Regions from separate parts of the Mus musculus genome. Here regions 1 and 2 are each linked to region 3. A link is a loop called in an ENCODE intact Hi-C map of the cell type or tissue named here. Cell type or tissue: heart. All regions are shown on one strand. Each heading gives the region's core, and the rest is flanking DNA. Links, peaks and the distances in the headings are about the cores only.

Region 1 (10,471 bases), core at 3,425-8,424, 63 kb after region 3:
TAGCTTGCTTTTGTTCTTTTGAGACGTCATCTGTAGAACCTTAATTACCTGGCGCATCTGGGATCTCCTGCTTTCCACACCTGAGTGCATGATTTACCGTATGTGCTACGTTTCTTGGCTAGCTTTTTTTTTTCCCTCTACCATTCTGTACCCTGTGCCAAGGACCATAGCTACCCTTTGTCTCTCAGGTCACCACAGAAATACAGGTAGTATTCGGTGAACAATCTGGGTGCTTGCTGTGGACCACGCATTGTTCTAGATTCTATGAAACAACCATGAATGATACTAATCATTCAAAATATATGGACGGCCTCCAGGTCTGTCCTGTGAGGGATGTGTCCGTACATGGCTCAGTAGCAATGAGCAAGGGCTACTTTATTAGTTGCCTTTCTTGCCACTGTAACAAAACCCCTGACAAGAGATAACTTAGGAGTGGTCGTTTTGGGTTCAGTTTTCAAGGGAACAGGCCATCACAGCAGGGAAAGCCTAGCAGCTACCTGAAGCTACCACATCCTCCATCTTGGTAGATCAGGAGACAAGACTAGACTGGAATGGCGGGTGGGCTGTAACCTTTCAAGTCCTGCCCCTGGTCCTGCAGCTAGGCCTCACCTCTAAAGGGTTCCGTTACCTCCTCCCTCATCACCACCACCAGCTAGGGAATCAAGCATTCAAATAATACTCCAGAGAGGACATCTCACTCAGACCACATCAAGTTCTGCATTGATGACTTCTCATTCATCATAATAAAAATAACACTATTTAGAACCTAGAAGGAAAGAGAGTAGGGACATAGAAAATACAAAAATATCCATCTATTTTTCATAAGGGAAATGGGTAGTTTGTATAGTATTAATGAGAAAATACTTGGGGTGGTGGGTGGCTCGTGTCTATTGCTAGAACTCAGAGGGCAGAGATAGGTAGCCGTCTAGAGTGTGAGGCCAGCCTGGTTTAGGTGGTAAGCTCAGGCAACATAGCAAGGTGGAGGTGGTGCAGATGGCAGTATTTTTCTGAGGCATGGTGCTTCTTCCTGATGTGTTGGGTTTAATTGTGCTGTGTTGGTCTTGCTACTTCCTGAGTGATGAGATACTTGGCTCAGTCTAGCTATTGGGGGTGTTTGGCAAGAAAAGGGAAAGTTGTCTGTGATGGTTAATCTTAACTGTCAACTTGGACTGCCTAGGAAGAGGGAACCTCAATTGAAGAAGTCCCTCAAACAGAGTGGGCTGTGGACATGTCTGTTGAGGCTTTTTTAAAAAATTACTTGGTGCAGAAAGATGAGCTTCCTTCCCTGTTGTGGGTGGTGCCATCCCTAGGCAGGTGGGCCTGTACCATAAAGAAAGGTGGCTGATTATGAACCTGGGTGTGAGCTTGTAAGCAGCATTCCTCCATGATGTCTGCTTCAGTTCCTGGCTTGAGTTACTGCCCAGCCTTTCCTCAGTGATAGATAGTGACCTGAGAGTTAACAAGATGAAATAAACCCTTTCCTCCTCCAACTTGCTTTTGGCATAGTGCTTATCACAGCAACAGAAGAGCAATCTAGAACAGTATTTTAAACTCAAATGTTAAGTGCATTTGTTTTTTAAACTTACTAGAAAAAACCAGGCATCTATAAAAACAAGACTGGTATGATTAACAACTGTATACTCATAACCTAATTTCAATAATGACTAATTTCTGACAACTTATTTTGAGACATCTCACTTTGAAACAACATCTCATCATGTTACTCCGGATAGCTTTGAGCTTGTATGTAGACCAGGCTGGCCTGGGGCTCACAGAGATCCATCTGCCTCCTGAGTGCTAGGAGTAAAGGCATGCACCACTATGTCTGGGCTCTGATAAATTTTTAAAAATTATTTATTTATTATATGTAAGCACACTGTAGCTGTCTTCAGACACCCCAGAGGAGGGGGTCAGATCTCATTAGGGTTGGTTGTGAGCCACCATGTGGTTGCTGGGATTTGAACTCAGGACCTTCGGAAGAGCAGTCAGTGCTCTTAGCTGCTGAGCCATCTCTTCAGCCCCTGATAATTTTTTTTAATGCATGTATATTCATGTTTGTGTGCGTGTATGTGTGTTCATGTGGCAGTCAGAAGACAACTTCAGGTGCTCTCTTCAGGAAAGCCATACTTCTTTTTTGAGGCAGGGTATCTCACTGACCTAGAGTTTACCAGTTAGGCTTGCTTGGTTGGTCAACAAGCCCCAGTGCCCTTCCTGTCTCTCCAGCAGCGTGGCACATACTTATGCTACATGACTTACCTTTTTTATGTGGATGTGGTAGTCAGACTTAGGTCCTCATGTCTGTGAAGCAAGCATGTTGCTTAACTGAGCTATCTCTTCAGCCCAGTTTTTGACAGTCTCCTCTCATGATCTCCTATTTTTTTTTTTTTGAAGTACATTCACGATAGCATACTACTTATCGGGGTATAACATTAAGGATCTTGGGCTATAAAAAAAAAAAAAAACCCTGAATGAAGTTTTAGAATGGGGGGGGCGGTTCTCAACCCCTTTGGGATTGGATATCACATATCTTTCATATCAGATATTTACATTATGGTTCTAGCCAGATTCCTAACAGTAGCAACATTACACCACAACATGAGGAACATGAGGAACTGTAGTAAAAGGCTGCAGCATTAAGAGGGTTGAGAAGCACTTATTTAGATGTTAGCCCAAATGTTATCATTCATTTGTCCTAAAAAATGGTGCAAATCTTACATTTGCATCTTCTTCATTAACTCCATTGATTTTGTAGCACATTGTGACTTTATCGACGTGTGTTTACTGCTCTAGAAGTGGTGAGGCCTGGAGAATGGAGCTGTAAAATGAGGCAGACTAAAATCTCACGCAATAGACAACTTTATTCCGGTCTTCAGACATCATACTATGAAGATTAAGAGGCACATGAGCAAAGTGTACAGTCAATCACAAGGGCAAGCACCATGCAAGAACATGTGTTTTTCCCATAGAGGCTTTTAAATAAATACCAACAGCCAGTTGCAATGAATAATCTGAAGTAAATTCACTCAATGCACTACACCTGGGAGGCACACATAAGCACATTCCAGTTCAGGGGTTTTGAGGAAGCTGAGGTCATGTAAATGTCACTCATTTCTTCAGATGAAGGGATGACATGAGAGCTGTAGCCAAGCTGTGTGAATACAGGGCTTGGGCTGAGCCCAGAGTGTTTGCCTGTTCTATCCCTAGGCCTAGGCTAGGAAGCTTCAAGCCTCTGCGTACAATCTAATCTTCCAAGCTGACTGATTCAGTCTTCTCTTGGTTTCTGACTGAATTGCTCTGCTTGGCTTTATACTTCACTTTGGCAACATGTTCTAATCTTCTGGCTCCTTCTCATTCTCTGGCTCCTTCTGTCATCACTTGTGTCTAACCTGTTTCTGTAAAACCATCCTGGTAAAATCTCCACACACACCTGTCTCCCTGTCTCAGTCTCTGTGTCTCTGTCTCTCTCTCTCTCGTAGCCTCTTTCCTCTGCTGTTCTGTGAGTTGGATGTATCCTATCTCTGACTCATTCTGTCAAATCTTTCTCTGGTTCGTCACATTGTCCCTTAATTAGACATCACTTTCAAACAAGGCTGCTTCCTTCTACAAACTTGCCTTATCTTCATGTTAGGGATTAGAGGTGTGTACTAAGGGTGTGTCTGTATTCCAGCCAGACCATACTGTATTCCAGGGTTTTTCTGTATTCTGCCCAGTTCCTGTGGGCTTAGAAGATCTTTGGATGTGATCCCTTGTCAGAGCACCCATGGTGTTGGATTAAAATTCCCCTATAAGGTCATGAGATTCTGGTCTTGTCTTAGAGTTTTCTCCTAAGCACCCAGAATTCTCACAGGATTTCATTCTTGGACCATGTTCCAGCAGACACGGAGCTTTAGAGGATTTATACCTACAGAAAAAAGGAGATTACAGTTGCTAAACTTTTCAGTCATTCATGAACCCAACTAAATTCATGTCACTCATCACTCATCATTCTAGACGGAATAAAAGCCAGAGTCCTGTTCATGGGCTACTGGGCCCTTGGGACTCAACTTCTTCATGCCTTCTGGGTCCATACTTACAAATATTCCCCAATTCATTCTTAAGCCATCCTTGCCTTCTTATAAATTCTCAAAATTGCCAGGGGCCTCCAGCCAAAGGGACTTTATTATACTCAGTTATGTCTTATTGTCTAGATAAGCTATATGGGAGCGCCCCCCCCCCATAGCTGTATCTCTCACTTGCTCATTTCAAGTCTCTATGCAAGATTATCTTATTGTGGAGTCCTCAGCCATTTTCTACATCCCCAGGGCTCAACCTACTGTGGCATGCCCATACTCTCCTTACCTTACCCTGTTTTACTTTCTCCCTAACATTCCCTAGTGCCCAGAATTAACAGTAGACATGTTAAATCATTTGACGACTATATATACTACACTTAAAAACACTGTATTGGGCATGATGGTACATTCTTGTAATCCAGTACTCATGAGGTAGAAGCAGAAGGGTCATCAGTTCAAAACCAACCTGGATTATAGGAGAGCCTATCTCAAACAAGGGCTGAGGATGTGGCTAAGCCGAAAAGCCTCAATGCCTGTACAAGTCTCTGGATTTGATCTTCAGCACCAAAAATTCTCCATCATTCAAGCTGAAAGTGTAGCTCGTCAACCCCACCCCCAATGACAGTGTTCTGGCCTGCTGCTTCTCTTGGGTGTGTGTCTTTTCTTCATTTTCTTGTCTTCCTTACTACTAGCCACGTGTCTCTGTCCAATTCCTTGTTCTGGGACACGGAAGCTGAAAAACCCTCGGAGGCAACCCCTAAATTCAAATAGATATCTGGTGAAAATTATTCAGAGAGGGATCATTTGAGAGGCGGTCATGGGATCCCACAATCCTTTAAGTGCATGGTAACTGAAAACAAACACCAAAACAAGGGTTTTCTGCCTGGACATTTGAATTGCAACCCGCTTTTTCAGCTTTGTAGCCTCGTTTCCAACCCTCTGGCACGGATGCTCTTATATCCGCAGACGCTGGATAATAGAGTAATGCAGATGGATTGAGGTTGCTTCCCTGTGGGGTGGGACGACCCTATCGAATCCTAGCGATGCAATAGCTCTTGTAGACAGGATCAGAAGGCACTGTCAAGGGTTACTTCCTCTTACAAACAAAAGCAGCTGCGCAGGTGGGAAGAGCCACCGCCGCCGCCACTGCCTTTTCGGTCTCCACCTAAAGTTCCGCAGGTTACGCGGAAGTCACGGATCTGGCTGGCCCATTTACTTGGTCCTCCGCGATCCCACGGTCCTTCGCGCCCGGGACGCCTCTGGCAGCGGCCCTTCTACGCTATCGCGAAGCTTCTCTATGGTCACTGCCGCTTTCCCGGCAGTGTCATGGCGGCCGGCGTTGAGTTGGCAGGACTGGCCCACGAAACTGAGGAAAGTCAGTAAAGCTGAGAAAGAAGTAGTGCAGCCGCACGGCGGGAAGCCGTGGGAATGAGCAGAGGCCTCGCGGGGCCCACGGTGTCCACAACGGCGAACCCTTGGTGAAGCGTCAGGCCGGGCCTCGGCTTTCTGACGCGGCCGTTGGTGGGAGTGCCGTGTCCTGCGAGTCCTCAGCGTCTGGATCCGCACCAGCTTCGGCGTCCAGGGACATTTGGAGAGGACGTGTCCACCCGCAGCGATGTCGTCCTGGCTCGGGGGCCTCGGCTCCGGCTTGGGCCAGTCTCTCGGTCAAGTAGGGGGCAGCCTGGCTTCCCTCACTGGCCAGATTTCGAACTTCACGAAGGATATGCTGTTGGAGGGCACGGAGGATGTGCCAGGTAACAGCTGGAGCGAGGGCGGTGGGGCTCGGTTGGGATCCACTTGGTTCCGGGTCCGGTCGGTCGGCAGACGCGGACGGGTCCCGAAGGAGTCACTCCACGCTTTTTTCTCTGCTCTCCTCCCTTTACCTCCGTAGCCGCTTTTCCAGCCTTCAGGACCACGGTGGAGAATTCTGGACCTCTCCCCTCATTGAATACGCTGGATAGCTCAGCGAAGTGGACCTGCTGTTTCTATGCCGAATAGGGTTATTTGGGTGGCCCATGCCTATTACTTACTTCGCCCATAGTTTGGGGGCTGATCTCACTTTGATCCTATTCCTTTAGTATGACAACTAAAGTATGGCAATTGCCCTCCTTCCCCCCAAATACTTTGTAACATTAATTACTCAAGATTAAACACTTGATCTGGCTTTAGCACGTTGTTAGGGGAATAGGGCTGTTTTTCTATTCAATTGTTTTCTAATTTTGCTCATCTTGAAGACACTTTGCAGCTGAAAACGTAGTTTTGTGTAGGATGGCACATTCTCCCATACTTTTGGAGAACTTTATCTTTTGAGAATCTTACCTACCTTTACTCACTTTAAAACTTGAAAAATATTGTGGTGTCTCTGTCTGTCTGTCTGTCTGTCTCTCTGTGTGTGTGTGTGTGTGTGTAAATGATGCACATATGCATGAGTGTCTACCTCATCGCCCGTGTGTGGAGGCCAGTAGACAACATTGTGGAGTTCTCTTTTCCCCTTTAGGTGGAATTTGAGGATGGAATTCCTTTTACTTTGCTTGAACGACAAACACCTTTACTCACCCATTCACCTGGCCAGGCTCCTTCCCTTATTTTTGAAGTCATCATCTTGCCGTCCTAATGAATAGTGACCTAGAATTCGATTGTAATCAGTGGTTAGGTTAATTACTCTTCCGATTTCTTGACATTTGTTAAGCAAGGAAGTGAGGAGATCCAGCCTCTAAGAGCACTGGCTGCCCTCTCAGAGAACCCAGGTTCTATTCCCAGCACCCAGTGGCAGGTAGCTAGCTCACAACTTCATTCTGTTTTCAGAGACTCGGGTGTCACCTTTAGGCCTCAGCAGGCAGTAGGCACCCAAATTGTGCACAGACACACATCCATATCATAATACAATAATAATAATATATACTTTTAAAGTTTTAGTCAAGGTTTGCAGTGTAGATTAGGGTGTCCTGGAGCTGCCAGTCTTCCTGCCCCTGCCTCTCAGTGCCGGCATTACAAGTGAGTACCACCACGCTAGGACAGTCTTATTTCTTTATAAATGAACAGCTTACTGTTCTGGTTTAATCTGTGGGAAAGACTAGCTAGAGATTGAACCCAAGGCCTCATGCATGGTAAGCACACTCCACTGAATTATACTCCCAACTCCTGTTTTTTCATCATGATTTATTAGCTGTGCGTATTGGATGGAAATAGAGTAAAATGGTTTGATAGAAAAAGTCATTATATTTAGAAGGAAAACTGGATCACTCCCCAAACCTGTCTTACTTCTTGGGCTTCTGTTGATTGGTAAGGTTCATGACTTAGGACAATGAGAACAAGAGGCCTTCATGTGTCCAGTAAAGAGCCATGGGACTTTAAAAGCAGAAAAGGGCTGATAGCTATGGGAAAGACTAGATTCTCACTGTATTATAGATAGGAACTATCTGGTATTTCTTTGACCTTAAACTGGAAAATAGTTACCAACTAACCTGATAAAGAGTTTATTTTGTTCTCCTCACCAGAGAGCTTCCTGCACTCTTAAACAAATAGAACTCACCATTTTTCTTTTTTTTTTTTTTTATTGACTATTTTATTTACATTTTAAATGTTATCCCCTTTCCCGGTTTCCCCTCCAGAAACCCCCTATCCATTCCCCCTCCCCCTGTTTCTATGAGGGTGCCCCACCCCCCGGCTCCCCCTCTCCCACCTCTCTGTCCTGGCATTCCCTTACACTGGGGCATTGAGCCTTCATAGAACCAAAGGCCTCTCCTCCCATTGGTGCCCGACAAGGCCATCCTATGCTACATATGTGGCTGGAGCTATGGGTCCCTTCATGTGAACTCTTTGGTTGGTCGTTTAATCCTTGGGAGCTTTGGGGTGGGGGTCTGGTTGGTTGATATTTTTGTTCTTCCTATGGGATTGCAAACCCCTTTAACTCCTTCGGTCCTTTCTCTAACTCCTCCATTGGGGACCCCATGCTCAGTTCAATGATTGGTTTCGAGCATCTGCCTCGCCTCTATTTGTCAGGCTCTGGCAGAGCCTCTCAGGAGGCGGCAGCCACATCAGGCTCTTGTCAGCAAGCATTTCTTGGCATCTGCAGTAGTGTCTGAGTTTGGTGTCTGTATATGGGATGGATCCCCATACAGGTGGGGCAGTCTCTGGATGGCCTTTCCTTCAGTCTCTGTTCCACTCTTTGTCCCTACATTTCCTTTTGACAGGAGGAATTCTGAATTAATAATTTTTTTTTTTTTTTTAAAGATTTATTTATTTATTATATGTAAGTACACTGTAGCTGTCTTCAGACACTCCAGAAGAGGGAGTCAGATCTCGTTACGGATGGTTGTGAGCCACCATGTGGTTGCTGGGATTTGAACTCCTGACCTTCGAAAGAGCAGTCGGGTGCTCTTATCCACTGAGCCATCTCACCAGCCCATGAATTAATAATTTTGAGGTGGATGGCCCCATTCCTTCCTTCCTTTCTTCTCTCTCTCTCTCTCTCTCTCTCTCTCTCTCCCCTCCCTCTTTCTTGCTTGCTTCCTTTCTTTCTTTCTTTCTTTCTTTCTTTCTTTCTTTCTTTCTTTCTTTCTTTCTTCTTCCCTTCTTCCCTTCCTCTCTTCCTCCCTTCCTTTCCTTTCTCTCTCCTTCTTTCCTTCTTTCCTTCCTTCCTTCCTTCTTTTTTTTTTTTTTTTTTGTTTGAAACAAAGTCTTATCTGTAGCCTGGGCTGGCCTGGTACTTGCAGTATAGCCCAAGGTTGATCCCAAATAGCATTTCTCCTGCCTCACTTTCATGTAGTATCAATTTTGGGTTTGTTTGTTTTTTTTTTGAACTCTGTAGCCCTGCCTGCATCTGCCTTTGCAGTGCTAAGCTTGAAGGCACAGAACACCAAGCCTGGCTTATAGTCTCAGCTCTAGTGATTTGGGTAGCTGCTGATTTTTCTGAGCTAGGAATCTTTGTCATCTTTGTTTTGTGTCTTTCTTGCCTACTTCAAATTGGCCACTGAACGTGTCCCTCCTGTGTCACAGTTGTCCTTTTCCTTTGTAACTGCTACTCCAGCTCAGACCCTCACTCTCTCCCAGATTGACTCTCTTGGGTCTGGTCCTTCATTCATTTTCTCTTGTGCTTCCAGTCTAAAAATAAATTTGCTTAAAAGTTTCTTGATTTACAGGAAAAAAGCCAAACCTCTTGTTTTGGAGGTCACAGACCTGTTCTCTCTAGACTCAAACTGTCTTTTCTAGGTGCCATACGAGTTTCCATGTCTGCTGTTGTACAAGTGCAGTCTGTTCCCAAAGCTTCTGTCACACAGAACTCTGCTAGGGTTTTCCACCACTCCAAGCCTCTCCATGGAAAGTCTTCACTCCCTCCTTTCCCTGGAAGCCAGGTTTTCTATATAACCCTGCTCATGTGTCAGAGACTTCCTCCAAGTGTTCTGACCCCACACGGGGTGAGTTGGTTGCCAGTGCTCTATATTCTAACAGCTTTAGCACTGATGACATTGAATGCTGATTTGACCTTTTCCTTGGTGTAGAAGGAGGGTGTCTTAGTTACTCTCCTGTTGCTATAACAAAATGCTATAACCAAGGCAAATTATAAAAGAAAGTTTTTAATTTGGGAGCTCATGGTTCCAGACGGTTTGAGTCTGTGAACATCAGAGCAGGGAGCATAGCAGCAGGCAGTCAGGTGTGCTGCTGGTAGCAGTAGCTGAGAGCTTATATCTGGTCCACAAGCTCCAGGTAGAAGGAAGGAGAGCTAACTGGGAATGGCATGGGCTTTTGAAATCTCCAAACTTGCCTGGAGTACCATTCCTTCTCCATCAAAGCCACACCTCCATCCTTCCCAGACAGTTCTACCACCTGCTGACAAAACATTCAAGTGTATGAACCTCTGGAGACCATTCTTGTTGGTTTGTTTGTTGTTTTCTCTGAATAGACTTGACTAGTGTGTGTGTGTGTGTTTGCCACATGTATGTGCCAGTACCCTTGGAGGTCAGAAGAGAGTATTGGACACCTGGAGTTGAAGTTATATGTGATTGTGAGTTGCCTGATGTGGGTGCTGGGAACAGAACTCAGGGCCTCTGGAAGAACAGCTAGAGGTCTTAATTTCTGAGCCATCTCTCTAGCTTGGGCCTTTGGTTTACTTCTCAAGCCAGGACTAACATAGCTCTATCTCCTGCCCTGTTTTTATAATGTTCAGATGCAGACAAGAAGAAGAATGTAACTCTGGAGATGCTAGTTTCCAGCAGGATTAGTGGTACCGTTTTGGCATTTCTGGGCCCTGACTATATTTACTAACTTATTTATTTTTAATTTCCATCCACTTACTTGAGACAGACATTAACTCTACAGTTCAGGCTGGCTTCCATCTCAGCTCCCCTGCTTCAGTTTCTTTCTTTTTTTTTTTTTTAATTAGGTATTTTCCTTGTTTACATTTCCAATGCTATCCCAAA
Region 2 (10,471 bases), core at 3,548-8,547, 490 kb before region 3:
GTGGGTGGATACACACAATGCCTGGTTTGCTCAATGATAAATTCCAATTCTAGCCCACACACAGGCACTCCTAGAAACACTACTGAAGTAATTCATCCTTATATGTCAAGTGTTGTGCAAACACTATCACTAAAAATAATATAATATAAAAATAAAATAATAAAAATAATATAGTAACATAATGCTCAGCTACATTATATGGCAAACTGTAAAGTCCTTTAGAAACAAATAAAGATGGATATGGCTTAGAAAGATCCTGGAACTTCGATGGCACCTCAGACACTGGAATCTAGGTCAACCTAGAGGTAAACCCACCTTTTAACCTCTCCGCTCTAACCTCGTCGGAAGTTAACTGTTTCAACACACTCTTTAGGAAACCCATTTAAGTGTGTATTTCAATTTATGAGAAACCAAATGAAAAAGGAATGTAACATGCCTTCTGACTTATAAAACGTTACACAAGCTCGATGTAAAAATTAGTGATGAGCGAGAGAAAAGTAGCTCTCCTAATAAAAAAAAGCCTGAAGACAATTAATGTCTTGCCTCCCATCTGAAAGTTAACGGGGCTTTAAAACATATCTTTCACGTGGATCGTAGACACTAAACCTGAGCTCTTATCTCAGTGACAGACTCCAAGAGGGGACTTCCCGTGGTGCAAAGCCACCGGGAAGGTCAGATGTCACACAGAGGCGGGGGTCAGGGGTCAGGCCCGGCGGTGTGACCACGGGTCCCCGAGAGGCGAGAACACATCGTACTGGGTCCCCAGAGCAGAGTCGGGGTGGAGGGCGGGTCAGCCTCGGTATCCGGAGGCTACGGGGCTCTGGCATCCCCTTCCTTGTCCCTGAGCGAAGACGAGCACGACAGCGCTCGGGAAAGGCGGAGACCGGGTCCCGCAGGCCAAGCCGTCCCGCCCGCGGCCTGGTCGCGCCTCACCTGAGGACGCCGAGCGGCAGCACCGCGGCCTCGTCGCCCGCCCGGGCCGCCACAGCAGCCCGCTGCTCCCGGACCTGCCGGCTAGCTCTTCCGGGAGACGTGGAAGGGCGGCGAGGACCTCAAAACAGAGTGGCCAACGAGCTGCCTGAGTGGCCGGAAGCTGAGCGCCGCCGGCCGCCTAGCAGGTCACTCAGGCGGCGGCGCCGGCGGCCGCGGGGCCCTAGCGCCAGGCCACGCCCCCTTCCGTCTGCCGCCGAACCGGGTGCCGCGCCAGCGTGCGTGTGACGTAACGCCGCCGGCACGCGGCCTCCACAACATTGCGGAGCACGCCCACAACGGGGGGCAGGGTCCCGAGCACCACAGGGGCGGGCCCAAGCCAAACTGGGCGGGGCATGAGCCGGCCCAGGCCTCTGAGCTCCTCCTCCCTTTCAAAAGTTTTACACGTGAGGATTTCGAGGCAGAGACTGGAACTGTCTAATCCCTGGGCCTGTGGGATGGTTCAGTAAATAGAGTACATAGATAAATAGCCAGGACTAACGGCCTGAGTTCTGAGTTCTGAGTTCATTCACAAAGCACACACACACACACACACACACACACACACACACACAAATTAAAAATACAAGGGCTGTGGAACAACATTATGAACTAACAGTACCCCGGAGCTCTTGACTCTAGCTGCATATGTATCAAAAGATGGCCTAGTCGGCCATCACTGGAAAGAGAGGCCCATTGGACTTGCAAACTTTATATGCCCAGTACAAGGGAACGCCAGGGCCAAAAAGTGGGAGTGGGTGGGAGGGTATGGGGGACTTTTTGGGATAGCATTGGAAATGTAAATGAGAAAAATACCTAATTTTAAAAAAACTGGGAAAGGGGATAACATTTGAAATGTAAACAAAAAAAATATCCAATTAAAAAAAAAATACAAGGGCTGGAGAGGTGGCTCAGTGGTTAAGAGCACTGGCTGCTTGCTCTTCCAGAGGTCCTGAGGTCAATGGCTCACAACCAACTGTAATGGGATGGGATCTGGTGCCCTCTCCTGGTGTGCCTGAGGGCAGCTACAGTGTACTCATATAAATGAAATAAATCTTTAAAAGAAAAAAAGAATACAATTTAAAGGGATGGGGTGAAGAACTCGGGAAGGGGGGACCAGTAAGGGGGGCAACATTTGGAATGTAAATACATAAAATAGTATAAGAAAAAAAATAAAAGAATACAATTTTTTAAAAAGAACCTGCTTTCAAGTGACAGAGATGGATTTTGCCTAAACTAATGAATCAACAATAGTTCAGAGCCTTTTGTAAACCAAGAGAAACAGGGAGAAGTATCCCGAGGTAGGAAAATAAGTCAGTTTGTGAGGGTTCCTTGTAGAAAAGATAACTTGAACTGAGACTATTATTCAATAGTGCTATAGTTATATTTTGCATACAGCTCACAGACTTTTTGAAATGGGTTTTTAAAAAGAAAATCTGTGTTCAATAATTCACTGAAGGCTACATCTACTGGGTAAACAGGACCAGGCTAATTTCGCCAACTGAAAAGCCTATGGTAAATTCTCAAGTAAGTGCGTTTGGGCATTGAGGAAACTAAGACTCAGAGATGTTAAATAATCTGGTTCCAATATTATCTGTCCTTAAAAGGGAGGTGTCCATCTCACTCCAAAGTCTGTGCCCCTAGACTCAAATTTTTATTGTCTCTGCATTGAATATGGGGAATAACTACAAGCCATTTTCTTCCTATTAAGTCAGGTTTAATCCAACTCAGTAGTGAGACTAACTCCCAGCAGAAGCCGAAAATCACTGTTGCTGTGATCTTAGAGCCCTTCTTAAGTGGAGAACAGTTTCAGGATCCTTGAGCGGCTCCATTCTCACAATGCCGTAAGGAGTGTCTTGCTCTTATTGTGTGGTAACTGGCATTGCAGTTCTCAACTAATTCTAACTAAGCTGTTCTTCCTGTTAAGGGCTATTTATCATCAGTGGTTGCTAGGTGACTGTCCTACATCCCAAGATGGAGATATCCTTTCCAGCTCCACTGATGACAGTTTGATCATATGATCTACCATTCACTGCTGGAATGTAGACAGGCCTAACTATATACAAGCCTAAACGTTCAGAGTTAGGCAATGGTGTGTTTCCTCCAGTTCTTTTTCTTCTTGAGAGAGAGCAGCTCCAAGCTAGGGTTATTCTGCTAGACTGAGTCCTGAAAGGAAGAAAATGAAGCAGTAAATAGTCCACATCTAACATGTGGTCAGTTAGAAATAGTTCTTTGCAGTTACGGGCTAGTGAGATTTAAGACTGGCTTTTCCACAGCCTAACTAATGAAACCTAATACATCACCCTATTTTACAGATAAAGCACAAAATGCAGTAAGGTGTAAATGCAAACAAGTTATTTTTCTCTTGCTGTAAGAAGTTGAGACAGAATCAAATCTTCCTCAATGAAAATATTGGCCGTGGACAGGCTGCCAAAAAGTATTTTGAGGACTGGGGCTGTAGCTCAGATGATAGTGTGCTTGAGTTATAGGTATGAAGCACTGAGTTTGATCACAAACACTGCATAATTTGGGCCTGATGGTGTATGCCTATAATCCTACCACTTGGGAGATTGAGGACAAAGGATAAGAAATCATAGACATGTTCAGCTACGTGACAAGTTCAAGGCCAGCCTGGGATACACGAGACTGTAACCTGTCAGCTGAAACAAACACTTTCCTCCCAAGTTGCCTTTGGTTGTGGTGTTTACCACAGCAACAGAACCCCTCAAATGGATACAGGTCATGAAACGTTGAGCAAAATAAACTCTTCCCTTGAGTTGCTTCTTGTCAGCTATTTGATCACAGCAAGGGACAGAGAAGTTAATAAAGATGTCCCCATCTAAAAGGAGAGAGTGATGGAGAGGAAAATATCACAGAAAATAATAGTCCCAAACTCCCCAAGTTTGATGAAAACATTAATATGTATATCCAAGAAACCCAGTCATCTCTGAAGAAAATAAATACAGAATTCCACTTGTGTACATGAAAGATGGAGAAAAAAATTATAAAGGTGAGGCTGGAGAAATTGCTTAGTGGTTAAGAGCACTGGTTATTCTTCCAAAGGGTGCAGGTTCAATTCCCAGCACCTACATGACAGCTCATAACAGTAACTACAGGCTTAGGGGATCTGATGCCTTCTTCTGGCATCTAAGGCACCAGGAACACATGGGTTGTGTTGTAGGGACATGCATATTGGCAAAGTACTCATACACATAAAAACCAATTAATTGTAAAAAAGAAAATATTAAAAGTGAAAGTGACTCATTGCCTAGGGGAGAGGAAAGATGAGTGCTGACTTCTGATCAGACATGGTGGGCTACAGCAGTGGGATAATGTATGTGAACACTGAAGGGCAGAAAGACATAGTCCAAAATTTGATTTCTAGAGGTGGTGGTGGCACATGCCTTTAATCCCAGCACTCAGGAAGCAGAGGCAGGTGGATCTCTGTGAGTTCTGGGCCAGCCTGGTCTATAGAGTGAATTCAGGACAGAGAAACCCTGTCTCAAAAAAAAAAACAAAAGAAGAAGAAAAAGAAGAAGAAGAAGAAGAAGAAGAAGAAGAAGAAGAAGAAGAAGAAGGAGGAGGAGGAGGAGAAGGAGGAGGAGGAGGAAAGAAAGAAAGAAAGAAAGAAAGAAAGAAAGAAAGAAAGAGAGAGAGAGAAAGGAAGGAAGGAAGGAAGGAAGGAAGGAAGAAAGAAAGAAAGAGAGAGAGAGAGAAAGGAAGGAAGGAAGGAAGGAAGGAAGGAAGAAAGAAAGAAAGAAAGAAAGACCCATATAAATAGTAACAAGAATGTCCTTCAAAAATGGTGTCCAGAGCTAACAAGATGGTTCAGTGGCTAAAGAACACTTGTTGCCAATCTTAGAAACCTGCATTAAATCTTCAGGAGCCACAAAGGTGGAGGGAAAGAACCAACTCATAAAAGTTGTCCCCTTACCTTGAGTGCAATAACATGCATGTGATCACACACACATACACATACACACATACACACACACACACATGCATGTTGTCTATCAATCCTATCTCTTAAGAAATGTTGGATCTTGCTGGGCAGTGGTGACACATGCCTTTAATTCTAGCTCTTGAAAGGCAAAGGCTAATGAGTTCAAGGCCAGCCTTGAACTACAGAGTGAGTTTCAGGACAGCCAAGGCTACACGGAGAGACCCCGTGTCAGCTATGCCCCCTTTTCGGTCCACTTGCCATGATATGGCAAAATATGAAAACTAAAAATTCTAAGTCTTCTACAGATAAACCGAAAGGAGCATCTTTCTGTGATCTTGAGGTTGACAAAGCACCTTTATCCAGGTTAAGACAAAATTAAAAAGAATAAAAAACAACGAACTCCAAAAGAATTATAACTTGGACCTTAAAAAACATAGATTATTTATTTATTTGTTTGTTTGTTTTAATGTGCAATGTGTGTAACTGAGAGTGTATGTCTGTTTACCACATGTGTGCACGTGCCCACAGAGGCCAGAAGAGGGTGCTGTATCCATTAGAACTAACTAGAGTTAAGGATGCTTGTGAGCCGTTTTGATGTGCGTGTTGGAACCAAACCTCTGTCTCTGTCTTAGGTAGACCATATATCTAGAAGTGAGCTCAATCAGGACTATATAGAGATTTCTGGCTGTTAGAAAAAAACCCCCAGCATTTCTCAGGAACCTGTGAAACCTGTTCCCATCTTCCAGGAAGGAATCTTTCTCCTTACTTCTAGATACCTGTGGCATCAATCAGCATACAGAAGCCCATGCTGGCCTCCAGACTCCCCCCGGTATCACTAGTACCTGTGATACAGCTCAAAAGACCACAGGAGCATCCTGTCCTTCCCTCCACCCAGCTTCTCATTCTTCCTGTAATCTGTGTGACTTGTTCACATTTCTTTATTTCTGCTCTGACTCTTGCTATTCTCTCTCTCTCTCTTTCTCTCTCTCTCCCCTCCCTCTCCCCATGTTATGCCCTCCCTCTCACTCTCTTACCCCCATCCTTGCTGCCCTCTTGCTCTATTCCTATCTATTGCTGACTCCCTTTGTCCACACTTCCCTCCTGCTCTCTCGCTTTCTTAGCTCTGACCATGTCCAGTCTGCTTTCTTTTCTCTCTGCTTCCGATGCCTCTGGATATTTTCTCTCTTAATCACCGTAAGACCTCCTAATAAGGGAGCAGTCATGAGGGCAGTTTCCTTGCTACACCCCTTCATGTACACTCTAGGAACAGCAAGTGCTCTGACCCACTGAACCATCTCTTTTGCCCTAAAGTTGAACTTTTAAAACTTAAGGATTAAATAATTGATTTGGGGACATGGCCTCACTGTATATTCCTGCTATGCAGACCAAGCCGGCCTTGAATTCACCAACGATGACCTGCCTAGTAAGAGCTCAGATGGAAGGCAAAAATAAGATGAATGAAAGAAAAGCCAACTATCAGGAGGAACTTGTCATGGTGTGTACATCTGAGATGCCACGTGTGCCAGTCAATAATTGAAAACAGGAACCATCTGAGAGACTAGGAGTTCGACAGACTCCTGGTAGGCAGACAAATGGAGAGAGGGACCATGGCCAGGTAATAAAGGTGGAAATCTCAAAGATGCTCAGCTTCTTCCTCAACCTTGAGACTTGAGACAAAGCCCAGCAACCTTTGTCTCCACTTACAGGCTCCCCACTGATAGACAGTCTCAAGGAGTTCAAGACTAGAACAGGACATGTCACACCACAGTTCTGGGCCAATCAACATAGTTTTCTTCAAACTGACCAACCCTAAATTGAGGGGGGGAAACTCTACAGAGGCTTGGTTAAGAGCACTGACTGCTCTTCCAGAGGTCCTGAGTTCAATTCCCAGCAACCACACGGAGGCTCACAACCATCTGTATTGGGGGTCTAATGCCCTCTTCTGGTGTGTCTGAAGACAGTGACAGTGTACCCACATACATGAAATAAATAAATAAATCTAAAAAAAAAAAGCCCCTAGAATAGAGTGGCCTTTTCAGCTCCCAAGCTTCCTGTCTGTTTTGCAAAGGGTCTTTTGCTCTGTGTGTGTTCTTCATGTGCCTGTCTCCTTACCCCCAGTAAATACCCCAAAGGAAGATTGTACCACATTTTTATGGGTTGGGAAAGAGAAGCAAGGGCCATGAGGTGGGCAGTTGCTTGGTCAATCATATTTTGACTCAAGGGGTTAAGGAAGGAAGTTATCCTTGGTGACTGGGTCTTATCCAGGTCACTTGATTTCAGGGTCCTTGAGTCAGCTTTTGGAGTCACGTCCCCTCTGGGACTCTGACCCGGAATCTAGAGTGATAAAAGAACAAAGGAACGCAATCAACTGACCCAGGAGACCTGGGATTCAGACGGATAAGGGAACAAAGGAATGGGCCACCCCATGGCCCTTGCTTCGCTTTCCCATCCCATAAAAATGTGGTACAATCTCCCTTTGGGAATTTTGTTCAGATCCCGAACTGACTGTCTCCTTGCACGGACAGAAAATAAAACTTTAATTTTTAAGCTTCTGGTGAGTTTTCTTGGCTTCTATCCTGAACCCAAAAATATTATATAGGATAAATGAATGTTTTAAAAAGGAAAGATATTTACTGGGGGGAAGGAGACAGACACATGCAGAAGACACACAGAGCAAAAGACCCTTAGCAAAGCAGACGGGAAGCTTGGGAACTGAAAAGGCCACTCTCTTCTAAGGGCACCTAATCGATTGAGACTTGTGTGTCTTGGTTTAGGTAACAGAATAACAGCGTCTTCCCTCTCACCATCCTTTGCTGGTTAACAGACAAGCATGAGCCATCTGAGGAAGCAGGACAGGAGTTGGTTTGCGGGGCCTGAGAACGTGAACTCAGCTTTGATCCTGCCAGCCAGGTGGACCTTGTTCCTTGAGATGGCTGAACTCAGGCAACTACCTCCTAACATCATGAATGTTCTGTCTTCACACTCCCCAGAAGAGGGCATCGGGGGCATCGGATCCCATTACAGATGGTTGCGGGTGCTGGGTATTGAACTCAGGACCTCTGGAAGGGCAGTCAGTGCTCTTACCCCCTGAGCCACCTCTCCAGCCCCACAAATAGCTTTTATAAACCTCTGATTCTGTCTGCAGTGTGTGAGATTTCTCTCTTGCTACCTGATGTGCTTCAGGTTTTCTCTGCTTTTTAATTTTTTTAACAGGCAGGGAAAATGAAACAGGCCAGGACCCCTAGAGCATACCAAGTCCTCCCAACGAGAACTGACTAATGTCTTAAATCAGCACTTCAAAGAGAAAACATCCAATCTGTCAAAAGCACATGTGAAAGTATGTAAAATTATTAGACATCAGAGATGTGAAAATTTAAAATTCCAGAAAAAAAAAAGCTTTAGCATCCTGCAGGGTCACTAGAGCGATGGCCAAAAGCAGGAATACCAAGTCCCGTGGAAGTAAAACTGTCACAGGTCTGCTCCGTGACTCCACAGAGGTCAGAGGGAGCACTTGCCCCTCAGCTCCATCTCTCTGAATCTCCACAGCCCTTATTAGTCATCCTCTTCCACTCTGTCCCTGGAGGCTCTCGGTTACTCTCACTTTTGAGAGTCCTGTGTGCTTACAGTTTGGTTCTGTAGTTCTACTTCCTTGGTCTACCTAATGTCAAAAAATTAAAATTGAAGGAGCTGGGGAGACAGGTCAGCAGTTAAGAGCACTTTCTGCTCTTCCAAAGGACCAGAGTTCAGTTCCCAGCACCCACACTGGACAACTCACAACTACCTATAATTCCAGCTCCAGGGGATCAGGTACCTTCTTCTAGCCTCTGTGGACATGGACACACACACACACACACACACACACACACACACGTACGTATGCACATGCACATTCATACACGCACAAATAAAAATAATGCTTTTAAAAAATGAAATTGATTTCTTTGTGCATTTTTAGCTTCCAACAGCAGAGGGCACTGGGTACTTAAAAAAATCTGTGCCTTCCATCTGGCTTGCCAGGTAAAATAGGCATTTCTCCATTCTCTTGTTCACAGACCACAGAGTATATGTCTACAAAAGACTTTTTTTTTTTTTTTTTTTGTTTCCTGGCAAGTATGGACGTGCCTCCAAATGTGACGGTGATTCTGCTGTTTCTCTGGAAGCTAAACTGCCCTGAGAGATGAGTGCTTCTGCCACTGAGCCCCTGAGGAAAACTCTTAGACGTGCTCTGGCATTGTTTGTTTGTGTCTCTGATTTGTGTGCTGGAGATTTAATCCCCAGTGCAACAATGTTGAGATTTGGGTGGGACCTTTAAGAAACCATTAGGTATCTATATCTGTAATCATATAGCTTGGAGAGCTGAAGCGAGAGGATTAGGAGCTCAAGAACAGCCTGGGTTAGGTAGGAGAGGCCCTATCTCAAAACAAAAGTAAGTAATTAGGTCATGGGGAAGAACTAATGGGTTAGTGTTTTGTTTTTGTTTTTGTTTTTGTTTTTAACGGTAGGAATGGGCTAGTTATTGCTAGAGTCAGTTTCTTAGAAAAATAAGTTTGGCCCTTGTGATAGCTTGGCAGCAATACTTGGTGGTCAACTTGACTATATCTGGAATGAATTACGGTCCAGAAATGGAGAGCACACCTGTGACCTGGATCTTGAGGCGGGAAGACACAATCTTTTGATCCAGGTCTTAAGGTGGGATGACCTATGCTCTTAATCCAGATCAACGCAGACCTTTAAGTCAGATCTGAGCCTCACCTTTGATCTGGACCATACCTTTTGCTGGAGACCTACATAAGGACAATGGAAAAAAGAAGGGTTTGTTCTTTGCCTGTTTGCACACACTTTGCCAGCACATCTGTTGAAACCTACTTCTTCAGGATTCCAGCTTATACAGACGGCCAGCTGAGACACCCAGCCTCCTGGGCTGAGCAGCTACTAGATTCTTAGACTTCCCATTCACAGCTGCCCACTGTGGGGTTAGTTGGACTGCAGACTGTAAGCGATTCCCATGAATTCACTTTATGTGTATAGATTCATTCTATAAATTGTGTGACTCTAGAGAACCCTGACTCATACAGCTCTCTCCTCTTGAACACATTTTTAGACTTCTGCCTGGTTGCCTCATTCACATTCCTCGAGCCTCCTTTGTGATACTTACCCCTTGATCAAAGCTGTCGCTTTGCTTGTCTCTCTCAGCCACTTACTCAGACTTTGAACTCTGGTAGCCCGGGAGCACACCTTCAATCCCAGCACTTGGAAGGTAGAGGCTGGTGGAGGTCTACAGAGTGAGTCCCAGGACACCCAGGGCAAAACAAAAAAGAAAGGAAGAAGGAAAAAGAAAAAAATCAGTTCTTCAATTCTATAATACGGATCCAAGACTGTCTACTTAGAAAGTTAAAAGCTTCATTTGGCTCATGGGTTGGAGGTTCTGATCTTGACCAGCTGGTTCTGTAGCCTTGGGCCTGTATTGAGGCAGCCATGGGGGCGTAATTAATGGAGTAGATCCACTTAAACCATTGGTGGAGCAGAAGCAAAAGGACGAGGCCAGAGTGCCGTAATCTC
Region 3 (10,471 bases), core at 3,146-8,145:
CCATACAACATTAGCAGTGATATACATTTACACAGGATGGAGGAGTCCATGTAATGTGGAGATTATCTAAAGCATAGACTACACCATCCATATTGCTCAGTACTAAGTGGCAGTGAGTTAAGAACTTGTTTTCCAAGGCCAATCAGTTTTTCCTTTAGCTGCACGATAAGTTGGCATGGTTTGTTTTTCCCTCTAAACAAGAGGTCATGCATACACTCTCCAGAGAATCAGATTAGAAACCAGATATCTTCCTTTCTCCTGCAGTCCTTAACACACAAGCAAAATGTATACATTCATAGAAACATGGTTTTCAGGAAGCTTAATGTTAATACTTGTGCGACACTGTAAGCGACTGAAACTATCTTAATATTTCCAATGATTTTGACAGTATCTTATGTCTGCAATTCTCAAAACAAAAACTGTATGTGGGGACACCTACTATACATTTTCCAGTAAGATTAACAGTCTTGTGGTTAAACTTGTGGGATGAAGCTTTTGGTAAAAGTGAGATGGCTCAGCAGGTAATGCAGGGTCTACATTTAGCTGATCCAACTCTCTCTTGTTGATTACTTTTTTACTCCGTAACAATGTTCATAAATATAATTTTGCAGAGAATCTAGGCAATATTCCTCAAAAATGTCTTCTATTTTGTTTTGAACACAAACCTGGGGTCCCATGTATGTTAAACAAGTGTGCTAGCACTGAGCTAAATGCCCAACTGAATCATCTACTTTAGCTCTCACTTTAATGATGGAATCAAAGTGCTTGCAAAGAACTGGATGAATTCACATTAACGTTTACAGAAAGACCCAAACTTTAACAGATGAAAAGTATCTTTTATGGTAAGTCTGTATCTTTTCCAGATTCATTACCTACTGATATTTCACCCGAAGATATGACAAAACACAAATTTATAAGTTTTTTATAAACCTTTAAAAAAAGTCTCGTGAATGTAATTTACGTCTATAGTGAGAATTTTTTTTTAAAGGCAGTTATGTCATTTGAATATGTTTTTGTTTTAATCCTGGGTGTAGCTCAAGAGGCTGCTTCCCAGGGGGGCGATTATCATTTGTTGAGTGTACTAGCAGGGGCGTGATCTTTGCCAGCTGCAGATAGTTTACATTTGATATTTTGGGGACTCAGGAGAGCCCCGAGAAGGCCTACTTGACAAGGCCTACAGTGGCTTACTGATGGTTCTTGTTGTTGTAGTTTGTCAAGTGGTCCTGAGCAAAGGGAGAAGTTGGAGATAGCCTGACCACAATGCTGGATTTGTGCCAAGGAACCCAATACCCCTAATCAACAGGAAGTAGTCTTAGAAGGTCTATGTCGTCTTTCCCCTCCTACCTTCTTTCTCTCCTACCTAGTGTTTGGGGGTGGAGGTGGGGGAAGGCGTTGGAAGGGACTAGGGTGGAAGAGGACTGGAAGGGAGAAAGTGTAAGATCCCAGTAACACAGCTAAACAAATACAACAATATACTTCCAGCTATAACTTTGGTGTTTTAATTTCTGTCTTTCTCTAAGGCATCATGAGCAACAGAAGAAGTGCTTGCTTTTTTAGACAAGTTTTCACTGTGAAGTCCTTTTGGCTGACAATATAGCACAAATGGCCTCAGATTCTTTAACCTCCTGCCTCAGCCTCTAAAATGCTAGGATTCCAGGCATGTACAATTATGCCTGGCCCTATAGGTTCCATTTTAAAAAACGGGGTGGGAGAAAGGACTCAGAGGTTAAGAGCACCTGCTTTTTTTATAGAGGACCTGGGTTCACTTCCCAGTCTCTACATGGTGGTTCACAATCATCTATAACTTCAGTTCCTGGGGATCCAAAGCCCTAGACTCCAAAGGCACCAAACATGTATGTGTTACACATGTATACATACTGTAATATCAAAAATGAATTCAAGACCACCTAGTACCTTCCCCCTTCAAAAGGACTTTCCAGACTGTCCTAGCAGGCCAAGTACAGAGCCAGATAAAGAAGCTGGCTGACTAAACAAACATAGAAACATAGTTTTAACCGTCAAAATGACTAAGCTTCCAAAACAAGATTAACAATGCCCCTGCCCCGCCTCACACTAAAAACCTCAAGGACAGACAAAATGAGAGTCACCGTATACAAACCAACCAATGTCTAAAAAGGTTATTGACTACACCAATTAAAATAAGTCAAACTACCCTGGTGCCTATATCCGGCCCTTACAAAGTTATGACAAGTGTGTGTGTGTGTGTTTTTTTTTTTTTTTTTTTTTTTGTTCTGGGTCTCTCCTCTGGCCTGCGTGCTAAGAGGGGAATCCCCAACATGTTGGAATAATAAAAATCCTCATGCGGTTACAGCAATGGTGGTCTCTGCGGTCCTTGTGAGTGAGGGTCTTTTGACGAACTACAACAATACAAGCAAAAACTCATATGCATAAAATAAAAAAATCTAAAAGAAAAGAGATACATAAATTGTAAGGAGTTAAATTTACAAAAGGGATAAAACATAAGTAATTATGGGCCAAATTGGTTATAATCTGCTTATATATACACTACTCAGTAAGTGAATCTTAAAAATTCTCAAGTGCTTCTGTTATTGAAGGAACTAAGATTACTTATTAAAGATTTATACAGTCAGGGCAGAAGGAGAGAAAACATTCAAAAGACTGGAATAACATCAGCTAAGACGAAACCCACAAAGCTAGGAGGTATCAGTGAAAAATTCAGCCTGGCATGCTTCCATAGAAAGACAGACAGACAGACTGACCAAGTGAGCAGCAGAGGCCCTGCAGAAGGGCCCTGGATACCCTGGACCTAGTTCTGTAGGCGATGCAGAGGCATTTAAAAATTCATTTTTTTAAGTAGGAAGAAGGCAAAAAATGCCTTAAAAAAAAGTAGGAAGAAGGCATAATACAGGCAACTGTGCTGATGGAAAATAGGCAGATGTGCATGACTGAACACCAACAGAAAAAACACAAACATAGAAAAGGGGAAATTGCTCATTTACACTCAAAACACCTCTCCACTTCACTGATGCTAAGACTAAAATTTTTTTTTGTCTCAAATGTCTTTTTTAATTCCTTATCAATTAATGGGTTATTAGTCAAGTAACCAAGGCTGAAAGTCTTCCCTTTATTTTCTGGGACCATCTCCTATCAATTCCTGATTGCTTCTCCCTCAGAACACCTTGCACGTATACTATCTCCCATCTGTTCTTACTGCCGATACCTGAATGGCAGGCCTCATTACCTTACATTTGGGTTTCGCCATTTCATTCTCGGCAGCTTTCCCCCTCTTTATCTCAGTGGAAACACTCCTGCCAGAATAATCTAAAACATCCCTGCAAACACTATCCCTTGTTCAAGTCTTTGAAGGAAGGGCTGGCAAGATGCTCAGTGGTTAACTTAACCCTGAGTTCAATCCTCTGCACCCACGTGATGGAAGAAGAGTGCCCACTCCACCAAGCTGTCTCTGTGGCCTTCATTTGTCTGCTGTGGTAGATGTGTGCCTACACACACACACACACACACACACACACACACAAAACAACCTTTAAAGGTATCTACTGCCCTAAGAGGGAAAAATAAAAACAAGTAAAAACAAGTAACTGAATGTTTTTACAGGGAGCGAGGTGAGGAGGAAGCAGGAGCTGCCTGAAACCAGTTTACTATTCTCTCAAGGTCTGGCTCAAAGTTTCCTCCTTTCTCATCCTTCTTCCATTATTAGTCTAGACTAATGTGAGCCACAGATGTAATTTAAAAATTTCCCAGCCACATTTACAGCAAAAAGAGGTAAGGCCTGGTGTTTTAACGGTGTCAAATCATCACTTCAGCAGGTCGTCATTTAATGAGTCAGTTTCCAGGGTTTTTGCACTGTGTTCGGCGTGTACTTTCCAGTTCATTCCCATTCAAGCCAACCTCATTTCAAGCGCTCAATACTGCATGTGGCCACTGTAATAGCAGAGGTCTAGACTCCCAAATAATGCTTTGGGCTGGGGAACGTTGTGGTTTTGCCACTGCGTAAGAGCAAAGTTGGCACCACCCTCTTTTTATGTCCATGTCTCAGACCGATTTCAATGGTATTACCAACCATCAAGTTTCGCAGACTAAAAACCATTCACCCACTACCAGTAAACTGGCAGTCACAGGTGGAACCCTATGTAGGTGGCATTTGCTTCATTTCTTCAGGTGGTTCTTCTCCTGCCTCAGCGAAGGTTCTTGTTGCCTTACCTGAATGGCTGACACTGCATCTAGTTTTCTTATCTCAGGTTGGTCCTGCATAGCCTTATATGCCAGATCATCCTAAGACATAAATACCTCCTGCCCACTCCCTGCCAAGTGTGCACCAGCTTCCTGCTGACTAAATGCAAGACAAGCTCCAAGACCACTCACAAGCCGACCTAATCTGCACCTTCAGTCTGCACCAACCACTCTTCCAGTTTTTGATTTGTTAAAAATCTCCCCAACAGTGCTCAGCCTTCTCAAGTTTTTAATCCCTCTTCTGCACCCAGGAATAACTTTGTTCTCCCAGGCTTAGCAAATTCCTCTTGATCTGGCTCAGGTGCAAGCTTTTCATTGTCCCCAGGTAAAGCTTCATTACTTAGCACAAAGGAGGCAGGAGGAGTGTTTGCCAAGGGATGATGATTGTGTCCAAAAGCGATCATCTTTGCATCTCCCAAACCAAGCACAGTGCTCGAAGCAATAGAAATAAATGTGCTGAACGCACTGAACCCACCATATCGGGAATTCCCCCAGGGCAGTGACTTCGACTACCTCTGCTTCATCTCGAATATATACCAGATACTTGCTTTCTCAAGAATGATCGTTCACGCTGAGGTCAACTAATGAGAAATACGCAAAGACGGATCTGGACTAGTCCTGGGGCTCACAGTGGGAGAAGTCTCTCTTTAATCGTTCAGGTAAAGAAAGGCTTTGAAAGGGGCAAAGGAATCGTAAAATTAAAGGGTAGAAAAGTAGGCATAGATGATGCTTAAGTTCTCCTTGTCACAGGGGCCAGAGTACTGGGGCTGGATATGGCCTGACTTCTGGTTTCCTGAAAAGTACGTAAGCAAGGAAACTAGGAATGGGATCTTGGGAAACGTGGTGATTGTGGTAGCGCCGAGAGAAGTTAATTCTATCAAGGCGTGGCATGAGCCTCTCAAGGGTCTTTGGAATTAAGGAGCTACGAAGGCACCTGCTGGCCTCGTGTTCTCTGAGCCCAAGATGGGAAAGGCAGAGATGGGGAGGCTTGGGGAGTACGGCGGTACAAGGGGAAAGAGCCCAGGCTGGACGCGGATTAACTTTTAGCTCCAGCTGATGAAAGCTCAGAGGAACTAGACAGGAGGGAGGGCAAGGAGGAAGCATAGGCGCGCCCCAACACCCCGAGGTTTCAGCCCGGGGAAAAGTCACTTCTCTTCCCCCTTGCGGAACGCTTGTTCCAGGAACCACGGAGACTGTCACAACCGAAACCGCGGGAGCGCGTCCGGGCGACACCGGGCCGACGCGGGAACCCATCCCCTTGAGGGCCTCCTCCCAACCCGAAGGCTCCTTTCCGTCTCCCGTCCTCACCTGCCAGGCCAATCTCCCCCCGGCACCGTCCGCCGCCCTTCCCAACCCCTAGTGGAACGCAGGTCGGAGAGCGAGCAGAGCTAGCGCGCGCTCAGCGGCGGAGAGCAGCCGGCAGGAGCCCCTGTGTGGTGGCCGCCATCTTGGGCCTGAGCAGAGCGGCTGAGGCGGGGACGACCCGGGCGACACCATCTGTAGGGGTGGTGACGAACCGGGTCAGGGAAGAGGACAGCGCAAAAGCTCGCAAACCTTGTCAGCCTGGATCCACGTCTTATTCAAAACGTGTCGCGATCATTCACAGCTTAAGATGTACGGGATTCGCGCGTGAGAAGGGAGAGAGAAGCGCCGGTTTGCCGACGCCACCCCCTCTCATCAGGGCTGGCGCGGCGAGTGGCAGCTCCTTAGGTCACGGCTTCCGCCGGCGCCAGTGGCCTAGCTCCCTGCGGCTGTCCTTGGTCGCCTTGTCACCAGGCTGAAGGTGGGTCTGGGGACCCCGGCGCCACCCGTGGTGGTGATGCGGGCGGGAGGGTTCTGGGGAACGCTCGCATGGAGGGGAAACAGGGTCGCCTTCGGTGACCCCTGCGCGCTGCCCGCCCCACGCCTTTTACAAAGACTGCTCTGGGGACGATCTGATGGCCTGGCTCTCGGGGGACTCGGAAGGGTTCTCAAGGATCCGACTCTTGAGCCCACAATAGGGAATGCAGCTCCTATCCAGAAGCGGGGCGCGGTCGCCCAGGCGTCTGTCTCCTCGTCCAACTCTCCTGATTGTGAAACCCGCACGTAGCCATTTGCCTTTTAAAAACAAGGCTTTCTGCTTGGTTTCCAGTCCGTGTTATGATCTCAACGGTTTCGGTTTTGCTCCATCCATTCCATATCTTAGGTGACACTTTGTAATAATTATAAAGAACTGTGGGGTCCAGTCCAACACAAGGTATTATCTCTTAAAAAGTCTACATGTGCCTGCAGTGGTGGTGGCGCATGCCTTTAATCCCAGCACTTGGAAAGCAGAGGCAGGTGGATTTCTGAGTTCAAGGCCAGGCTGGTCTACAGAGTGAGTTCCAGGGCAGCCAGGGCTTTAAAGAGAACCCCTGTCTTGAAAAACAAAACAACAAAAAAAGTCTACATGTTTCCAGCATGAATCCAGATAGAAGACTCAGCAAAATAAGACTCACAGCAGTGTCTGTTATTCTTGAAAAGGGAAAGAAACTTTAATCCCAGCACTTGGAAAGCAGAGGCAGGTGGTATTTAAGGGAAATACCTTGTGTTAGAGAAAAATATTAAGAAATATGTGGGATGTGGGGTTAGTTGTTTTTTGTTTTTAAAAAGTCTCACACACACACACATGGAGAGAGAGAGAGAGAGAGAGAGAGAGAGAGAGAGAGAGAGAGAGAGAGGCTCTGCAAAGAAGAAAAGAGAGGAGGAGTTATTTAACTGTTTACCTCCGTACACAGGAGAGAGAGTAGAACAAAAGAGCTTAAGCCTGATCAGGATACAGATTGTCTGGGGACTATGCTAATCCTGACTCTTTACCCTATACTTAAAGCAAGTTACTTTGCCACAACTAAATTTGGATTTCTTCATCTGAAAAAAAAAAAAAGCCCCAATCTTGAGACATGGTTACTTAAATCTGCAGTCTGTGGTGAGGAGTATATGAATTAGCTATGACGCAGAAACGCCTCGTCCATGTGGCCTACATCTGTAACTCCAACTACTTTTGAGGATGAGGCAGAGGGATAGTAAGCCAGAGCTTCACAGTAAGACTGTCTCAAAAAACAAATACAAAACAAACAAACAAAAGATTCAGTTCTTGTTAAAAGCTTGCCCAAAAAAAAAAAAAAAATTGGATCACTTTAATATTAAAAAAATAAATGACCAAGCCGGGCATGGTGGCACACGCCTTTAATCCCAGCACTCGGGAGGCAGAGGCAGGCGGATTTCTGAGTTCGAGGCCAGCCTGGTCTACAAAGTGAGTTCCAGGACAGCCAGGGCTATACAGAGAAATCCTGTCTCGAAAAACCAAAAAATAAAATTAAAAAAATAAAATAAAATAAAAATAAATGACAAGACAGAGTGTGTGGCTCTGATACGGTGTGTGCTTTTCAAAGCCAAGGCTGCTTCCCTCCTTCTCTCACCCCCTTCTGTCTGCCTCCCCCCCCCTCTTTTTCTTGACACAGTTTCTCTGTGTAGCCCAGGCTGGCCTTGAACTCAGAGATCCTCCTGCTTCTGCCTTCTTAGTGCACCACCACTGCCCAGCCTCCCAATTCTTTTTTTAAAAATACCACAGTACCAGGCAGTGGTGCACAGGGGAGGCAGAAGCAAGCAGATTCCTGTGAGATCCAGGACAGCCAGGGCTACAAAGAAACACTCTTGAAAAGCAAAGCAATAATGCTATATTTTATTTCTGAAATAAAAACAAAATTCTTCTTATGGCCCCACATGCAGAAAGGCACCTAGAGCTAGAGAGATGGCTGGGCTCAGGGGTTCACAGTGCTTGCTGCCTTTCCAGAGGATCTGAGTTTGGTTCCCAGCTCTCCACTCACAGCTCACATGTTGGGTGGCTCACAACTCCAGTTCCAAAGGGCTGTGATACCTTTGGCCATCTTGGGTTCCTGTACGCATATGCACAGGCACGCGCGCGTGCACACACACACACACACACACACACACACACACACACACGTACAAAACGTTAATAAAAGAGACTATTAATATGTGCTCTCATAAGCACCCGCCAGGAGTATAGTCCTTAAGCAGTTAGTTGGCCCTGTCCTATTGGTAACATTCTTAGCTCACCCACACCAAACCTGAAGTGCAGCTTGTCCTGGTCCTCACTAGATGAAGCTCTATGGATTTAGGTCCATGACCAAGACCCTCGCTCTAGTTCCCCTCTTACCCATTTTCTGGTGAATCATTCTGACTCACAGATGTCCACTTTTGCCCTCCCTGCTCATGTCCTTGCAGAAAGACATCTCTGTAGATGATGTTCACTGCATTGCTTCCCAAGCCAGTTGAGGAGCTACTGAAATATGAGGTGCCTCTCTGGGACTAAGGGTTTCTCCTATGGATGATACTCCTTCATGATGGCTGTGAATTCTGTGAAGCATCTGTTTCTTAGTACCATTGTCATTATACCTCCAGTCTGTAGAAGTCCATGTGTGGCAAGAGGCCCATAAGGCTTCCCTCTTTTCTTCTTTTCTAAGTAAAACCAGACCAAACCCATCTATGCCAATAGTAATGACTCATAGCCTACAGGTAGCTGTGAGCTTATTTTAAACTGCTATGAGCTGGGAATCCTCAAGTACTTGTTAGTGCAAAAATGCTGTCTTAACAGCTGTATAAACAAGGAAGCTAAGGACTTTTTTTTTTTTTTTTTAAACATTTGTGTGTTTGGGCATGCATTTTCTTTTTTGTTTTTTGTTTTTTTTCAAGACAGGGTTTCTCTGTGTAGCCCTGGCTGTCCTGGAACTCACTCTGTAGACCAGGCTGGCCTCGAACTCAGAAATCCGCCTGCCTCTGCCTCCCAAGTACTGGGATTAAAGGTGTGCCCTACCACCGCCTGGCGTGCATGAATTTTCACGCCACAGCACACTTGCTGGTGCAGAGGGTAGCAGACAGCTCTCAAGTGTCAGCTCTCCTTCCATCATGTGAGTGCTAGGAATCAAGTGTGGGTCCTTAGACTTGATGGCCTTGCCTTTACTTGCTGAGTCATCTTTCTGGCCCTTAAGTTTGCAATAAGGGCAGAAAGTGTAGGTGGCCACTGAGTTTGCCAAACTCCAACACAGTCTCCTGAACACAGACATTGACTAGTAAGTATTTTAGAGTTGAGTGCTATTAAAAGTAACTTCCTTTACCATCTCCACACTTGACTGGCTCAAGATTATAAAGGTAATCAGATCACTTGGTGAGCTCTTGGTTAACATGTCAAGAAATACTTTAAGTGATGCTACTTAATAAAAGGGAAGAGAACAACTGTCTTATAGGAAATGAAGTAAGATTGGCTTTACTTACGTTTAAATCTCCAAGAAGCATTTGTATTCAAATCAGTGGGTGAGTTGTAGTGTCTGGAAGGGCCTATGTGTGGCAAGAGCCCCATAGTCCTAACTCATCTCTCTCCTGAACAGAGCCAGGTCAAACCAATCTCTCAGAATTCTAGTAGTAATGGTTCTGTTAGTCCAGCCTCATCTTGGAGGTAAAGCCAGATTCTCCAGTTTAAAAAGGGCTTCCCAGGTGGTACTGATGTGTAGTTAAGGTTGAGAATTCCAGCCGTAACTAGGCAACAGACTACAACATAACTAACAGATGACTAAATTGTAAGTATATATTTATCTCTTCGTGTACTACATAATAATTTTTAGAGATAGGTGATGTTCAAACAGAAGTTTGCTATGTGGAGTATTACATAATATGAACTTTATAGTAACTGCAACTTTTAACTTAATGGTTATAGTCTAACACTGACTTTAGGAACTAGATTCTTAAAAATTTGAGAAATAATTAGAACTGTGTTAGTATATGGACCCGCTCAGGTAGAGCAAGAATGTGATCTATGAGCACAGATTAAGCTAAGCACTCTTGCTGGCAGTAGTGTGTTGCTTCTCCTAAGGTTGACATGTCCTCTCAACCACTGTATGTGACATATTCATTCACATGTGGATGTGGTTTTGTTTCTCATCTGTGTATACAAATCGTAACAGGAAATTGGTGATGTTTTTATTGAACTCAGTACACAGTTGCTATTTTTTACTTCCTTGCCATCTATAATAGGATCCAATGCCCTCTTCTGGTGTGTCTGAAGACAGCTACAGTGTACTCATATACATGAAATAAATAAATCTTAAAAAAAAAAAGGTAAAAAGCACCAGAAATGTCTCAAAAGGAGGGGAAGTGTGCTGTGATACAGGTGGCGTTGTGAGAGACCTGAATTTTAACAGCA

The links. Hi-C counts contacts between places; a loop is a spot of excess contacts. Peaks named below come from ENCODE experiments on the same cell type or tissue, not always from the same donor. Only the 100,000 strongest peaks of a DNase experiment are listed, where the experiment ranks them.
Region 1: it touches region 3 in a loop (10-fold over the local background); 2 of 42 quality-filtered maps call a loop at or near these places.
Region 2: a loop joins it to region 3, with 3 times the contacts of the local background. A loop is called at or near these places in 24 of 42 quality-filtered maps.

The regions. Positions count from the first base shown.
Region 1 is chr12:101,908,025-101,918,495 of GRCm38, reverse strand. It overlaps Trip11 (thyroid hormone receptor interactor 11), which reads left to right and starts at 5,325. Exons shown (of 21, transcript NM_028446.1): 1 at 5,325-5,806. The coding sequence starts at 5,668. Gm20036 (predicted gene, 20036) reads right to left here and starts at 5,829. Exons shown (of 2, transcript NR_152255.1): 1 at 4,519-5,829; 2 at 2,843-3,901. In heart, for the core only: no CTCF peak of the experiment used is centred there; DNase peaks (open chromatin) are centred at 5,305 and 5,635; H3K4me3 peaks cover 2,414 bases; H3K27ac peaks cover 1,476 bases.
Region 2 is chr12:102,459,826-102,470,296 of GRCm38, reverse strand. Gm30198 (a long non-coding RNA gene) reads right to left here. Exons shown (of 3, transcript XR_381856.1): 2 at 10,068-10,187; 3 at 2,421-3,135. It overlaps Golga5 (golgi autoantigen, golgin subfamily a, 5), which reads right to left and starts at 1,163. Exons shown (of 13, transcript NM_001199004.1): 1 at 934-1,163. In heart, for the core only: a CTCF peak has its summit at 5,437 (motif pointing right); no DNase peak of the experiment used is centred there.
Region 3 is chr12:101,971,205-101,981,675 of GRCm38, reverse strand. It overlaps Ndufb1 (NADH:ubiquinone oxidoreductase subunit B1), which reads left to right and starts at 5,938. Exons shown (of 3, transcript NM_001378525.1): 1 at 5,938-6,016. Cpsf2 (cleavage and polyadenylation specific factor 2) reads right to left here and starts at 5,702. Exons shown (of 15, transcript NM_016856.3): 1 at 5,542-5,702. In heart, for the core only: no CTCF peak of the experiment used is centred there; DNase peaks (open chromatin) are centred at 5,685 and 5,955; H3K4me3 peaks cover 3,128 bases; H3K27ac peaks cover 2,751 bases.